2 separate regions of the Homo sapiens genome follow, and region 1 is linked to region 2. Evidence: chromatin loops called from intact Hi-C (ENCODE). Cell type or tissue: HCT116. All regions are shown on one strand. Each heading gives the region's core, and the rest is flanking DNA. Links, peaks and the distances in the headings are about the cores only. Region 1 has its middle 26 kb from the start of TMPRSS11B. Region 2 overlaps TMPRSS11E (transmembrane serine protease 11E).

Evidence for each region. Peaks named below come from ENCODE experiments on the same cell type or tissue, not always from the same donor. Only the 100,000 strongest peaks of a DNase experiment are listed, where the experiment ranks them.
Region 1: it touches region 2 in a loop (2.3-fold over the local background); 2 of 110 quality-filtered maps call a loop at or near these places.

The regions. Positions count from the first base shown.
Region 1 is chr4:68,270,334-68,273,260 of GRCh38, forward strand. No RefSeq gene overlaps it. Among named protein-coding and RNA genes, the nearest start is that of TMPRSS11B, 26 kb to the left of the region's middle. RefSeq lists enhancers at 1,687-2,262, 2,263-2,837. In HCT116, for the core only: a CTCF peak has its summit at 1,630; a DNase peak (open chromatin) is centred at 1,668.
Region 2 is chr4:68,473,369-68,476,295 of GRCh38, forward strand. It overlaps TMPRSS11E (transmembrane serine protease 11E), which reads left to right. Exons shown (of 10, transcript NM_014058.4): 6 at 1,355-1,393; 7 at 2,893-2,927. Among named protein-coding and RNA genes, the nearest start is that of TMPRSS11E, 27 kb to the left of the region's middle. In HCT116, for the core only: no CTCF peak of the experiment used is centred there; no DNase peak of the experiment used is centred there.

The DNA.
Region 1 (2,927 bases), core at 200-2,699, 200 kb before region 2:
CTGAAGCAATGGCCCAAGCTGTACATGGCTGGAGCAGCTGACATGCAGGGTGCCATGTCCCAAGGCTGCACAGAGCAGGGGGACCCTGAGCCCAGTTCACATGAAACCATTTTTCCTTCCTAGGCCTCCAGGCCTATGATGGAAGGGGCTGCTGTGAAGATCTTTCACATGCCCTGGAGATATTTTCCTCATTGTCTTGGCTCTTAACATTCAACTCCTTGTTACTTATGCAAATGTCTTCAGCCAGCTTGAATTCCTTCCCAGAAAATGGGTTTTTCTTAGCTGCCTCTTGGTCAGGCTGCAAATTTTTCAAACCTTTATGCTCTGCTTCCCTTTTAAACATAAGAAGTTCCAATTTCAAACCATCTCTTTGTGAACTCGCATGACTGAACACTTTCAGAATCAACCAGGCCACATCTTGAATGCTTTGCTGTTTGGAAGTTTCTTCTGCCAGATACCCTAAATCATCTCTCTCAAGTTCAAAGTTCCACAGATCTCCAGGGCAGGGGCAAAATGCCACCTGTCTCTTTGCTAAAAAAAAAGCATGTGTGACCTGTGCTCCAGTTCCCAATAAGTTTGCCATCTCCATCTGAGACCACCTCAGCCTTGGCTTTATTATCCATATCACTATCAACATTTTGGTTAAAACCATTCAACAAGTCTCAAGGAAGTTCCAGACTTTCTCACATCTTCCTGTCTTCTTCTGGCCCCTCCAAACTGTTCCAATCTCTCCCCATTACCCAGTTCCAAAGTTGCTTCCACATTTTCAAATATCTTTATAGCATTACCCCACTCTTGGTACCAATTCTCTGTATTCATCCATTTTCACACTGATATAAAGAACTACCCAAGATAAAGAAAAGAGGTTTAATTGACTCACAGTTCTTTCTGGCTGGTGTGGCCTGAGGAAACTACAATCCTGGTGGAAGGGAAGCAAAACATGTCTTACATGGTGTCAGGAGAGACAGAGCACGCAGGGGAAACCCACTTTTAAACCATGAGATCTTGTGAGAACGCTCTCACAATCATGAGAACAGCATAGGGGAAACTGCCCCCATGATCCAATCACCTCCCACCAGATCTTCCCACATCATGGGATTACAATTAGAGACGAGATTTGGGTAGGGACACAGAGCCTAACTATATCATTCTGCCCCCGTGCCCTCCCAAATCTCATGTCCTTTTCACATTTCAAAACCAATCATGCCTTCCCAGCAGTCCCCCCAATGTCTTAACATATTCCATCATTAACTGAAAAGTCCAAATCCATAAGTAAAGTCATGTGAACTAAAAGTCTACAGTTTTTATTTTTCTGATAAAATATTTTATTTAAACTCATTATTTTTAAACCAATTAATCAATATACTATCATCTTTAGTAAAGGATGCACCTTGAGAAAATATTAGAGGATGTGTTACATTCGTTACAAATTTCTCATTGTTGATTAAAATGTCAGCATTGCTCTCATTATGAAATTTGGGAAAGAAAGGGAACATTTTTTAACCCAAACTAAGTAACTAATAGTCAGTTTTAAAAGCTTAGTTATTTGGATTATTTCATTACTCAAAAACTGGCTCACTGACGATTCAGGACTTTTTGCTCTTACCACTTACATTTTAGTCATTACCCCACATGTCCACTAGATGGTGTGTAAGGACAGAAAAAAATAAATTAAAAAATCAAAGAACTTAGAGGGAGATGACCACAGTGTTTAAGTGAAGAGCTGAGAATTTTCTTTGGATTTTATCCCTAGTAATTCCAGTTACTCTAAAACAAGTGAGAAAGATCCATACTAAAGAAAACCTTTTTAATGTCATCCTGGCCAACATGGTGAAACCCCGTCTCTGCTAAAAACACACAAATTAGCTGTAGTCCTAGCTACTAAGGATGAGGCGGTAGAATCTGAACCCGGGAGGCGGAGGTTTCAGTGAGCCGAGATCGCGACACTGCACTCCAGCCTGGCGACAGAGCGAGACTCCGTCTCAAAAAAAAAAAGAAGAAAGAAAAAAAATTTATTTATGGCATTTGCCTACCAAAATTACTTTTTGAAAAGGTTTTCAAGTCATTGAACATAAATGTCTTTTCGGTCAGAGGCGTGCATAGAAATAGAGATGGGAAGGCAAAAGGAAGCAATACTAGCAACCACTGAAAAAACTCTTGTGGGCAGACAGGGAAGAAAATGTGGGCTGCTGTTTTGACTAGCAGCCATCTACAGAGGAATGTTACTGCTCTTTGAGAAATAGTCCCTCCTAGGTCATGGCTCATTGATGGCTGTGTCTGCCTAAAATGACAGAACTGTAAGGAACAGCTAGCTGTCAGTCATTCTACTCTTTGGAACTACCAGGATTCAGCTTCCACAAAATAGAGGTAGAAACAATGTAGGTGGTATTTGCTTGATATATTTATGCTGCTATGCTTTTGGATCCACATGTCACCTAACAAGAATTTTACTGACCTAATTGAGTTGACTCTGTAATTGATTTTTGCAAAACTCCCCCAAAAAGTAAAACAAACAAACCAAAATGTAGTATTTTATTTTCTTAGTTCTCCTGGGAATTCTAGAAACTTGTTTTTGCAGGAGTGGCATCTCCATATGCCCATACGGAATTTGTTCACCAAAGAAAGTTAAGGTTGACTATTGATATGTATTTGCATAGTACTTTACAAATGAGTGGAGGCGAAAAGGGAAGATACAAACACTTTGGTGCTGTACTAACTGGGTACTAAGGTCACTGAAATTACTCAGCCTCAGGAATCTAAGGAGCTCATTATGAATAACAAAAGAAACTTCTATCACTCAGAAAATTCCAAGGGTTTTAGGAGTTTTGTGCCTGGAACCAGATTGCCAAACATATTTCTTATTCTAACACAGCCATATTAAACTAGAATTTTTCAGTGTATCAGAGATTTATCAACAGAGAACAAAA
Region 2 (2,927 bases), core at 316-2,815:
TCAGTCCACCTCTGCTTACTTAATGGAAGGGATAGCACACTTACCTTGTACTTGCTTTGAGTCTTGCTGAACCCCTGTGGATTGTGGGTCCACTAGAATTCTGATTTCATAGGGAATTGTGAATGATATATGCAAATGGAGTGGAAAGAAACTATGGACACACTTATTGCACATATCTTGTCTGCCAACACTATAATCCATTATCCTATTGAACTTCATTTTCAAAACACAAGTTACAAGATAAAATTATTAAGAATGTCAAGTGAGCAATAGCAGAGCATTGTACCAAGCACAAGGCCATTGTGAGTGTGAGACCCAGTGCAGATGTATAAGTCACACATGAAGCCAGCCTTGTCAGTGCTATCAATACTCAGAGCTTGACATTTTCCTAGGAAGAGCTTGAGATAGAGAACAGGTTATTTGAAACAAAGAGATCAGAGGTGGTCCTTTTAATATTAACTGAGACTAAATTGTAAATTCTTCCTTATTTTTGCCATTTTCCCCACAAGTAGCCAGAATAAATAAAGTCAGAAAGAAGGCCTTCTAGAATATAGATTTCCACTTCATTCATACTATTAAATACTAAAGAAAAAAATTAACACTAATAATATTTTTGCATTTAGAGCATCCATCCTTCCATGTACAAAGAATAGTTTTGGTCATTAGAACTCTGCTGAGTCAGAAAGTTTGAGCTTAGAGTTTTATGTATCTATTAGCTGGGTTAGTGTTTGCATAGGGTTTGAGACTGACTAGTGAGAAGTCAGCAAGCTAAGAAGTCATTGGCTGGAGCTAAATGACAATTTGAGGGCAGACTGTCTTTTGAAATTTGACTTCAAAAAGGGTAACATTGTTTTTAACTGTGAGTGAGTACAAATTTATGGAGATGCTACTCAGGTGTGTTATACAAATGGGACTAGGCTTATGAGCTCAATGATACAATCTGAAATAATGGTTAATAAAGGTATTGTTACATTTGGGGAATTAATACTATGGTTTAGAGTAGTATTTCCCATGGAGGGGCTGTGGACTCTCTGCATCTTATTTACTGGTATAAAATCCAAATTCTTGGGCGTCATTACAAGCTACTGAATTAGAGTTACTGGGAAGGTGAACAGGAGTTTCATTATAAATATGCTTCCTATGTGACTCTTACCCACATTAAAGTTTAACACACCGTTCACATTCTCTGCAATGTGATGATCATCCTATGTCTATGACAAGCTATGTTGCCTTCTTTATAATCTAGAGATACTGTTTTATAATAAAATTAAGCAGCCTTTTAGTATTTGAAATACTCGGAGGCATAGTGTAACTCTGATGTGCTGACCCTATTTGCCATTTCTGTGTGTTTCAGAAATCAACAAGACAGAAACAGACAGCTATCTAAACCATTGTAAGTTTAATATATTTATTAAAATAGCATTACCTGAAGGTAAAAAGCTAACACTATAGGTCATTTAGGTTTACTTTGTGTTGATATCATAGGGACAGAACACATAAAGTTTGATTAATTTGTGTACAGTTCATGGTACTTTATCATATCTTGGAGATACATTTTATTAGTAAAGGATAGCAAAATTGAGATAACTTTGGAGTGGATGTATGGGTGCCTGTGGCAGATGTGTAGTGGAATTGAGTTGTACAGCTGTTAAAGAAGAGGCAAGAAATGTTTACTTATCAATGTTCTGTTTGTAGATATCTATAAGATAAAACAAATCTATACATTGTGTTTTTCAGCTAGAGGCAGAAACTCATTGTCACTATATCCTAGATAAAATCTTCTTGATGTTATTAATCCTACGGATTAATACGAAAGTGCAGGAAATTATCGGGTCATGGAAGAGTCACAGAAAGTGCAGGAAATTATGGGGTATATTTTAATAAAATTACTGAAGACACATAGATAATATCTTCACCTATATTATAAAAGTGCTGAGTCTAGGCCTAGCATTTTTCTTCGCCTATAGCCAAGTATGCCACCATGATTTACAGTATACATTCAATAGTTATGGGGTTGTTGCACATTACATTTCTCTTAAAAGGTGGAAAAATATGTGCTACTCACCAGCTCATATAGTTGGTTAATTTCTAAAATCAACTAAACACAAAACCAAAAGATAATCTCATTACCTAAATAGCATATATTCTCACCACCAATATTTATTGGGAACCTACCATGTGCTAGCACTGTGTTAGACAACAGGCATTCCAAATGGATAAGATATAATATCTCTACCTGAAGCACCTTATACTTTAATGGGACTAGGTGCATGAGACTAATTCATGAACACATCATTCTTAAACAACACTTCTCAACCAAGGGAAATATTGTTGGCCAAGCTATCATGCCCCACTGTGGCATTTTTGTCATGAATATAGGGGGAGGGCTACTGGCATCTATAGTGGATCTACAGTATATAGGCCAAGATCTTATGATGCACAGGGCAGCCCCCTACAACAAAGAATTAAATGGTTCAATATGTTAGTGGTGCCAAGGTTGAGGAACCCTGTCATAAACAATGTCAGTATGTATACATACACATAAGCACACATACAGAGTGTGTTTGTTATACACATAAGCACACACACAGAGTGTATTTGTTACTATTATTATTTTGGAAGCACCAAGAAAGTAATAACTAATCCAGATTGGAGACAGGGGAGTTAGAGAAAGCATCCTAGAGAGGTAACAACTGATTTAGATTTTACAAAATGAACAGGAGTTAGCTAAATAAAACACTACAGTTTACAGAAAGGTAAGAGCATGAGAAAACATTTGATACTTTTGGAGCACAAAGTAGAAGAAATATGGGACATAGTAACACAATTTGATGTGCAAAACAACTGCTAATTAATGCACCCACCAATGCACCCCCCCTCTCTCTTTTGCAGGCTGCGGAACACGAAGAAGTAAAACTCTAGGTCAG